2 separate regions of the Homo sapiens genome follow, and region 1 is linked to region 2. A link is an interaction called in ENCODE POLR2A ChIA-PET data of the cell type or tissue named here. Cell type or tissue: OCI-LY7. All regions are shown on one strand. Each heading gives the region's core, and the rest is flanking DNA. Links, peaks and the distances in the headings are about the cores only.

Region 1 (5,381 bases), core at 327-5,326, 70 kb after region 2:
TCTAATATGCTGGGAATCAAAGGTACTTTGGCAGCAGTATTAGCAAACCAACTATCTGTAATAACCTATTTGGTGTCCTGAGTCTCAAACCAGTACTCTTCCTAATTACTCTTAACTCCTTAATTTTCACTGTTTGTCTTAGTCTGTTTTCTGTTGCTATAACAGAATATCTGAGACTGGGTAATTCATAAGGAAAAAAGGTTTAATTGGCTCATGATTCTGGAGCCTGGAAAGTCCAATATCTGGTGGCCACATCTGGTGAGGACCTCATGCTGTTTCAACTCATGGTGGAAAACAGAAGGGAAAGAGGTAGTGTGTAAAGAGACCAAACATGAGAAGCAGCCTCCCTTTATAATGACCCACTCTCGAAGTAACAAATCTAGTCCCACAAGAGCAAAACTCACTCACTCCTATGAGATAGCATTAATCCTTTCATGAGGGTAGATTCCTCATGACCTAAACAGCTCTTAAAGGTCTCACCAACTCTCATCACCCTTACCCTGGGGACCAAGACAACATGACTTCTGCTAGGGTCAAACGATATTCAAACCAAAGAACTGTTTATCTTAGGTTGCAACTATATTTGTGTGTGTGGTTTTTTTGTTGTTGTTGTTTGTTTGTTTTCGTTTTTGAGATAGTTTGGCTCTTGTTGCCCAGGCTGGAGTGCAAATGGCATGATCTCGGCTCACCGCAACCTCTGCCCCCCGGGTTCAAGCGATCCTCCTGCCTCAGCCTCCTGAGTAGCTGGGATTACAGGCAAGCATCACCACACCTGGCTAATTTTGTATTTTTAGTAAAGATAGGGTTTCTCCACATTGGTCAGGCTGGTCTCGAACTCCCAACCTCAGGTGATCCACCTGCCTTGGCCTCCCAAAGTGCTAGGATTACAGGCGTTAGCCACTGCACCCAGCCACAACTATATTTGTAAACCACCATAACTTGGAAGGGGTTATTAAATGGCCCACCTCCTGGCCTCTACCAGTAGCACCCACGCCTTCCCCCTGACAAAAAGCAATAAAAACCCCTGCCTTTAAATTATTAGTATATGCAATGTATGTAGAATCCTTAGTGTTTATATCAAAACTTGGAATGTGATAAGCTACACTAAACTGTCCAATGGTAAATAAACTCTTCTCAACACTCCCCACACTTCTATCCCTCCCCACCACACTATCAAGGCCTGTCTGTTTGTCCCAGTGACCCACAATTGCTATCGTAGATTCAAATAACTCTGCACATTCTCTTTTTAGATTTCTTTTATCTCTATTCCACTCTACTCTCTCCCTCCCCAGGCTAAATCAAGCGTTCTCTTCTCTTCAGCCATGCTCTTATCAGAAGAAAGATTCTTTGAGTCCATCTGCCTCTCAGATCCTGCCTCCTCTCCCCTTCTACTTCGTCTCCTAAACTGAAACCTACATTGCCCCCTTCCCATGCCATCCAAAGAAGACCACTGCTTCTCCTACTCACTCCAGTTTGAGAAACCAGAAGGAAAAATCCACATATTTCTCCCTTCTTTGTCTACTTCACCACCTCCTCTTGTATCCTCTTGAATCAATTATTCCATGTGACCTCTCCCCTATGTTCTTCAGGACTTTCCAAACTTTGCTCCCATCATTGTAGCCAATATACCCTTCCTTCATCCTCAGAGATGTGAATATCTTCATGGTCTTGAAACACCCCCAATGGTCTCCCTTGCCTTCAAACACCCTCATGTATTGTGTGAGCATGAGCCTGTTTTATCTCCAAAACATCAAAGCGTAAGCCCTAGCTCTGAAACTCCCATCCAACTGCTACCTCTGCCTAGGGCCACAGTCCCCTCTCTTACTGAGACTGTTTTGAAGCAAGTATTCAGCCCCATTCTCCACTCAACCAGTCCCCTCTGGCCTGGCTAGTTCCCAAGATCAACCACTTCTGATCAACCGCCACTTAATTCTGCTTTTACTAATAACCCAGGATCCAAATTGCTCTTGGCTTTCCACCCACTGAGACCCTACTTTGTAAGAGAACCAGCACTGAAGTGTGATTTTGCCTGGTAACATTAGACAAAGTCAGGCTGTCTAATCACAGCTGGGTCCCAACTAGGGGTGAAGGGTTGGGTTGCAAGGCACTTCACCACCCCTCAGTTGCACCCAGTCATTTTCATTCTGCTCATCCTCGGTCTCACCCTCTCACTCTCAGAAAATGACCTCAACTCCTATTTCACTGAGAAGAGCTACCTCTTATTCCTCCCTCGATCTACTCTGATCTCTCTCCATCCCCACCTTCACCAACCCTCAACCCCAAACCTATCCCCCATCTCCCTGCCAACTTTTCCCTCCTTCTCTGAAGAACAAATTACTTTCCCATGTGGTTTTTGCCCAAGATGTTTGCATAGTTTGGGCTGGCAACTGCTTGTGCCAGAACCCCCAACCCCAGCTGGTTGAGTTACAGAGCAACCATCCTTTCACTACTGCAAAAGAAAGTGGTGAAAGCAGAGATTGCAAGCTTCTATGAAAAAGTAAGGGCATCCCACAGCATGCCTGGCCTCTTTCATCTTGCCATAAATGCCACTAGTATACAACAGGGGACTCTCCAGTGCGGGGACCAAAGCCCAGGCTGGGAATTTGTAATAAATAGATGCTGGTTTTGAAGTTGTTGGGTATTTGTTTACCACGGAAACATTCTGGGTTTCCTACTCGGGTTTTTTTTAGCTTTTTTTCTGTGTGATTATTGCTGAAAATTTTGTTGTCTTGGTTTGTGCTAATTTAAATTCTCCTTTCCTTTATCTGGATTGATTTATTATCTATTTTTCTAAATTCAAGCTTCTTTTATTTTCTTTTTAAAATATTTTTCTCTTAATCCTCTTTGTTAAAGTATTAACACCCAAAAGAACATTCTTAATTCCTTAATCTTGTACTTAAGCTTCAAAACCATCTACTTTTATGTTTTTATTGTTTCTCCCCATGGGGTTTAGTCTGTTATCCTCTTAATCTTTTATCTCTTTCACTTTGATGTATTTAATCTTTTACCTTGTTGGTTTATATTATTTCATCTTTTATCTTAAATCTAATTTACTTATTATCTTGTCATTACTTTTTAATTCTTAATTTCTATTTTGCTTTTTAACTTTTATTCACAGTGTCTTAATTTTTTAACTTGGATTTAATTTTAGCTTTATTTTTTCACTCCTCTCATTTTCTTTTAATAATTTCACTCTTCTGTATTCTTATCTTAAAACTTATTTATCGTATCTCTCACGGTGGCTTTATGTCTTAACCTTTTATCTGCACTGGGCTTTTATTCTCTGATTGTAATATTTATCCTGCTCCTTTCCCTTTACCTTTCTCTTACCAAGTATCAATGCTTTATTTTTAATATTCTCTTAAACTTCTACCCTTTCCTCGTTATTTTGCTTTTCTCTCCTTTCTTTTTTCTCTTACATTTGTATTTATTTTATGACTTGGTTTAAAAATCACTAGCAGGAGTAAGGTTAGAAAAATCTCATTTCCCTCACGGAGAAATTGTAAAGCTTCTCTTTCAGGGTGTTCTCCCTTACTGCTGCCCCCGTGGTCCCACACGTCATGTACTGCTAGATTCCTCAGCCCTTTTAAGGAGATTGGAGACACCCTCATCTCCAAGGTCAACATTCTCAGTGATGGGGGTGGGGCAGTGGACACAACATGTTTACTAAAGGGCATTGCTTCCTGACATCTTACACTATCCCGTATGTGTTTTAAATTCATGTTTGTGGACATATTTTTGGATTGGGGGGCTGCCCCAAGCCTCAGCCTACACTAAAGCATATTAAAAGAAATAGTCCTAGAAAACCAAACAGTGAGGGTTGTTGAGGACGAGGCTTGTTACGTTTTTGAGGGCCCATGATAGCAACATTATCCTGAACTTGGCACCAAGAATAGGAATAGTGACATGGGTTCTTCTCTCTTGCATTAACTGCTCATGTTTCTCTTGTTGTGTTGGCTACTAAACATCTTAAAGGCTGGGCACGGTGGCTCACGCTGGTAATCCCAGCACTTTGGAAGGCTGAGGTGGGCGGATCACTAGATGTCAGGAGTTCGAGACTAGCCTTGCCAACATGGTGAAACCTCGTCTCTACTAAAAATACAAAAAATCAGCCAGGTGTGGTGGTACACACCTGTAGTCCCAGCTACTCAGGAGGCTGAGGCAGGAGAATTGCTTAAGCCCAGGAGGTGGAGATTGTAGTGAGCTGAGATCACGCCACTGCATTCCAGCCTGGGTGAGAGAGCAAGACTCTACCTCAAAAAATAAAATAATATAATATAATATCAACATCTTAAAGCCAAATGTATGCCCAAGCCCCAGGCAAGTTCCCTTGGACAAGGCAGGCAGTGTGTGCCTAACCTCCCATCCCACTTCATCCTACCTTTCTCTCAACTGCAATTTTCTTGTTTGTTTGTTTGCTTTTTGAGACAGGGTCTCACTCTGTTGCCCAGGCTGGAGTGCAGTGGCACAACCACGGCTTACTGCAACCTCAACCTCCCCAGGCTTAGGTGACTCTCCCACCTCAGCCTCCAAAGTAGCTGGGACTACAGATGTGCACCACTGCACCTGGCTAATTTTTGCATTTTTTGTAGAGATGAGGTTTTGTCATGTTGCCCAGGCTGGTCTCAAACTCCTGGGCTCAAGCAATCCTCCCACCTTGGCCTCCCAAAGTGCTGGATTACAGGCATGAGCCACCACACCCAGCCTTCAGCTACAATTTTCTAACCTACTTGTATTTTACTCTACTTCATAGTGTTATGTGTATATATATTTTTTATTTTTTATTTATTATATATATATATATATATATATATATATATATTTTTTTTTTTTTTTTTTTTTTTTTTGAGATGGATCTCACCACTGAACTCCAGCCTGGGCAACAGAGCAAGACCCTGTCTCAAAACAAACAAACAAAAATTGTAGCTAAAATCAAGAGAGAGGTCTTGAGAAAGAACTGGAGCCACCTAAAAAGCTAAATAAAGCCAGGGTCCTGATTGATACATTCTCATTTCAAACATTAATCTCATTAGGATCTTAAGATAGAATACATCCCTAATTTAAGTTTTAAACATATGGTCATCATGTGCATTATGGGCTTCAAGAAGTACTGATCACTCAGTGACCAACTCAACCACAGCTCTATAACCCAGCATTCAAAGACATAGATGAACAAACCCCAAATCATTATTAATTATGCATAAAGATGATAAATGGGGTCTCATTTCATGTGTTAACATGAATTAGTGGGAAGGGGCTGCATAGAACAGAGTACTGAGAAGAATTGTAGGGCTATATCTGGGCTCTGCAGGAATAAATTCTGTGATCATCTAGACATGTCTGCACAGAATGGGGAGTAGCAGCATTTGAAACACATAGGT
Region 2 (5,381 bases), core at 94-5,093:
AAATAGTCACCAAGTCCTGTGGATTCTACCTCCTAAATTCCCTAGAATCACTCCCCTCCTCTCCAGTCCACTGTCCCACCTCAGTTAAGCCTCCACCCTTTTTCACCGGCATTACTGCAAAGTCTCTTAATTGGCCTCTCCTTTCAGTCTTAGTCTCGGCCAAACAATTCTCCACACTGGCCTTTCTAAAATAAATCTAATAATAGCACCTCTCGGTCTTAAAAAATTCTGTGGATCTCTACTGGCCTCAGATAAGATCCAAACCCATAAAAATGCCAATGATCCAGCTCCCAGCTACCTATCTAGGATCACATCTCAACACCCCACTCTCCTACCTATATTCAGTGCCTGTGGTTTCCCATGCTCCCTCACTCTTTCATAACTCGGTACACACTGGTACCTCTACTCAAAGCCTCTTTACCCTCTTATTGTCTATCCAGATTTGTTCACACTCCCAGACTCAGATCAACTGTTGTGTCCCTAGAATATTTCCTCTGCCTTTCCCCTCACATCCCCACTCTGAATTACGTGCTGCGTTCTTGGGAATTCCAAAGCATTCTTTGGAATGTTGATACTTCTCTCTACCCTGGCACTTATCACACTTTCTTATGTTTCGTATCCTCTACATTGTAACCTGCTTGAAGCCAGGAATCATTGCTACTCAGTATCTCCAGTCCTATCTCAGTGCCAGGAACATAGTAGATATCCAGTAAGTGTGTGTTGAATAAATGCTTGTAGAATGGAAGATTTACAGTAAAAAGCTTCCCCAGGCTTCATCAGCTATGGACACCAATGAAGTCATAGTCACAATATTAACTCAAAGCCCACTCTGGCCCCCAGTCCTTTCATGTTAGATCTCAGACTCTGCAAATACACACACACAGAGAGAGAGAGAGAGAGAGAGAGAGAGAGAGAGAGAGAGAGAGAGAAGGCTGTGCTCAGGAAATTGCTTACACATGATTCCTTCAGACTGCAGGAGCTTCCCACTCCACTTGACCTCAGCACAGTCTCCACTGGTCACTGATGCCCCTTCCTGGCACCTGCACCGATGCTGCGAAGCCTTCATGATGGTGGTCTTCAGCAAAAGAGAAGAGTAAGTGAGCAGAGAAGAAAGCTTATCTCCTCTGTCAGAGATGGCCCAAAACAATGCAGCTTGTGCCTTGATTTTTTACACACCTTTGGATAAAACATCTCTTTCACCACTAATTTGCACACCCCTGCTCTGCATGGGGCCCCAGATAAGTTCAGTGGAGGTTGATGTCAGATAAATCTGAGTGATGGACACAGAGCTGACTCAGCCACTTTTCCTTTCCAACAACGATGGTATTCTTGACAGAGGAAGCTGATCTGCCTGGATCCTCTCTCCTTCTGCATTAGTGTTCAGTGCCCCACCACTCCCTGCCCAGGGGTTCATTGGATACGGCTGATTTTCACCTATATTAAGCCGGAAAACTGTCCCTGCCACACCCTGCCTCACACACTGTGCTGGCACAGGGCACATAATAGTAAGCAAGGCAGACATGCCATCATGGAGGCCACAGAGCATAAAGGTGAGAGACCGAGTGCTGGAGCCAGGCCACTTGGGTTTACCCCTGGCTTTGTCACTTTCTAGCTGTGTGACCTTGAGCAAGATACTTTACCTCTCTATGCCTCGGTTTTCCCATCTGTAAAATGGTGATAATAGAATACCTAATTTATAGTGTTGTTAGGACGAACAAGTTAAATCATGTTAAACACCATTGCCTGGCACATAGCAAGTACTCTATAAAAGTTAGCTGGTATTATTATAGCCTAATGGTAGATAAAAAACAAAATAGACAAATAGGAAAAATAATTACTGATTATAATATGTGTCACAGAGAATAACAGGAATGGTGAGAGCAGGTCGTTTTAGGCAGAGCCAGAGAAGACTCTCCAAGGAGGTAATTTAAGTTGAGACCTTAAGTTCGAGAAGGAGCCAGCCACAGCAATAGCTGGGAGAAGAAAATTCCTTGCAGAGGGTCAGAAGGAGCAGCAAGTGCAGAGTTCCCAAGACAAAAAAGAGAGCTTGGTGAGCCCTAACAGTAAGAAAGGGTCAGAGAGCTGAGCAGACTGAACAAGGGGCAGATGGCACAGGAAAAAAGGAAGACCAGATTGTGCAGGGTTGATGACTGCAAGAGAAAGTTTGGAGTTCATTCTATGTTCAGCGAAAAGCCATTGGAAAATTTTAAACCTGAGAGTGACATCTAATCTACATGTTTTAAGATTATGCTAATAGATTGAAGGTAAACAAGAGTAGAAACAAGAAGAAAATTAGGAGACTATCGCAGTCATCCAGGATAGAGATGAGGGTGACTGCCACTAGGGGGTGGTGGTGGAGATATAATAAATAAATGGTCTAGGTCTAGTGTTCTCTACAGAGAAGATGCAGTGGTCTTTGCAATAAGGCAGAGCTGGCTGGAGCATTAAAAGTTAAGAGAATGTGAATTAACCTGTCTTACTATAACCTGAAAGAGAGAGATGTTTTTGTTTGTAAACATGGTGTTCCGTGAAAGACAGACCATCACTATTGTCTACAACACAAAGCAATGATTTACTCAGTGTCTGCAATGTAGTCTAGCTCTGGATTTGGTAGAAATGACTTTGTTCCAGGATGGAAGCACAAATATCTTCTTTTCTCCTGATACATATCTCAGCTCTTGTTTTTGAGTCATTAAAATTATTTTTACAAATATTCTAAATAATAAGAAAGCAAACAAAATAGGCATTAGCTTCAATAATCATGCAAGAATTAAGTTATATACTTTGGGTTATTTATAAAGCAATAGATTTATATTTTACAGGTTATAAATGTCTTGTATTATATAAGCCTTTTTGTACTAAATATATATACTATATTAAAATATTATATAGAAATTGGAAAATTTTTATTTTACATAATTAATTTTATAATAATTTTCTTTTATAAATATTGATGATTATATACATGATTTTTTAATGTCACACTCTTAGTCAAGAATGTAGCCCCAAAGGGAAATAAAATTTTCTTCACGAGAATTTTTAAAAACTTACTTTGGCAAAATGTGGCCTGCTTATAGTCTTGTATTACACTATTTCCTGGCACAGGTCCACACACAGAATAGATTTTAAAGGCATGTTTTGGTATCGTCTTTTCTCTGCTCTCAACCAATGAAGTTTTCTCTCTCATAATCTCTCGTCATGAAAAAGTAGGTTCCATCTAAGAAAAGTATTACCAAAACACTTCAAGTACAAAAAAAAAAAAAAAATCATGTCAACGTATATTTATCAAACAACTAATAAACTTCTTCCTCTATCCACTCCCAAAATCCATTTATTTCATCCCAACTAAAATTAAAGTACATGTAGAATTGTGCCAACTAAGAAAGTAACTCATGTCTTAAAGAAAGTGGAAGAGAGCTATAGTCAGAGGGAAATAAAGGAAAATAAAAGAAGCCACCCAAACTTAAAGGCCACTTCTCTCAGGATGGCTTTCAAGACAAAAGCTCAAGGGAATTAACATTTGTTGCATATAAAAACTTAGGGAACATAAAACACTAAACTAATGTGAAATTCTAACCATCCAGAGAACAAGCACATTCAGAAAATGGAAAGCATGATACAGTGAAGAGAATAAGCAGAGCCAAGCTTGGGAGGTAGGATAGATTTTGTGAGAAGTCAGGTTAATTCTTAATTGGTCAATGCATGGAAGAAAACTAGCAGATGGGAAGCCAGCCAAGGGACTCAAGGTTAAAAGCATTAAATAAAACACTTTGAGTAAAATGGTAATCAAACAATAATTCACAAGTAATTTGGCTGATTAAAAATGTCTGAAAGAGGCGGCCCTCAACTCCACTGCTGAGCTAGGAATTCCATATACTGAGCTTATAAGCATGAAAGTTGGGGTGAAAGCTGCATGTCTCCAAAATGGTCGTCCTTCATGTTTATGTGTAGAGGATGATCTCTTTCTGGGCTGGCTGAGTTGGTGTCCAAGGATCTATTTTACCCATTTGTTCAGTATCCAAGATGGTGAGCCTATCTGATTATCTAAAACACTGACTCCTAGGGCCAGACTGGAAAATGGCCAAATCCTTCGGGGAAATCACAAAATCCAAATGAAAGCAGATTCAGAATGGTTATTTTTAAATGTGGCACATCATTTCCATAGGCCAAGAAAAATATCAGGTTAGAGAGAAGAGTAAGAGTGCAGAGGGATGTGGCACCATTAGAAATCCCAACAGAGGCCAGGCACAGTGGCTCACAACTATAATCCCAACACTTTGCGAGGCCGAGGTGGGTGGATCCCTTGAGCTCAGGAGTTTGACACCAGCCTGGGCAACATGGCAGGACCCTGTCTCTATTTAAATATATACATACCTACACACATACATATATATACATACACACACACACACACACACACACGCATATATTTCTTTTATATATATGTACGTATATATTTCTTATATATATTATATATATTTGAAATCCCAACAGAATGTACTCTTCCCCCAAAAGTTTTGAAGAAAGGCCCAGCTGGCCTCCTGCTTTTGCCCGTGTCCCTGCAAATCTCTTCTTAACACAGAATGCAGGTAATTCTATTAAACATAAGTTGGATTATGCCCTCATCTCCTCTAAACCTTCCAATGACTTCTGACCTCCTTCAGAGTAATTTCCAAACCCTGCAGGACCGCATGTGATGCTAAACAGTAAGGCCCAAAGCAGAAGCCTCCACAGAGCATTCTCCCCTCTTTTTGTCTCCCCAGCATTCATATCTCCTTCTAGATTGGGGGAAATCCCTCCCCATGGTATGGTTCTTCGTAGGAGGCAGGACATGCAGTGGTGGAAGAGAAATTGTCCCCTGTCCCCACTCTCTACCTGCTGCAGAAGAGTCACAGGACCCAGGCTAGGCCAGTCCAGTTTGGTTTTTGCATCATTCCTTTGAGATTCAGACAGACAATTTGCAGTAATGAAATCAAAGATGCGGTGGCTGTCACGATGTATATGGTGACAGCAGTGCCACCAGCAGCAAGTGTCCATCTCCAGCGGTGCCCACAGGAACATCCCAACTGGACCATTCTTGTGTTCTTGGCTGCTGACTTCCCTTAGCTCCTGCTTACTTTCTGAGCACAGTTCAACAGCCTCTCCTTTGATTCTGAGAGTTACTATGGCCTTTCAGTAAGTTTTTTTCTGCTTAGATTAGCCAGAATCATCTTCTATTATTTACAACCAAGAATCATAACCATTAAGATGAGCTTTGTAGCACACTGATGAATCTTTGAATACGTGGGCAAAAAGGACTAGGGTCTAGTACGGTGCAGAAAGCCAACTTGCTCTGCATAAAAAGTGAATAGAATTGAGCTTCTTGGGGTACTCAAGGGGAG

Evidence for each region. Peaks named below come from ENCODE experiments on the same cell type or tissue, not always from the same donor. Only the 100,000 strongest peaks of a DNase experiment are listed, where the experiment ranks them.
Region 1: POLR2A ChIA-PET joins it to region 2 with 11 read pairs; 2 of 35 experiments call an interaction of 5 or more read pairs at or near these places.

What each region holds. Positions count from the first base shown.
Region 1 is chr15:45,717,916-45,723,296 of GRCh38, reverse strand. All of the region lies in intron 1 of LOC105370802 (a long non-coding RNA gene), which reads right to left. Among named protein-coding and RNA genes, the nearest start is that of SQOR, 86 kb to the right of the region's middle. In OCI-LY7, for the core only: no CTCF peak of the experiment used is centred there; a DNase peak (open chromatin) is centred at 2,466.
Region 2 is chr15:45,787,489-45,792,869 of GRCh38, reverse strand. All of the region lies in intron 1 of LOC105370802 (a long non-coding RNA gene), which reads right to left. Among named protein-coding and RNA genes, the nearest start is that of SQOR, 160 kb to the right of the region's middle. In OCI-LY7, for the core only: CTCF peaks have their summits at 2,135 and 2,334 (motif pointing right); a DNase peak (open chromatin) is centred at 2,369.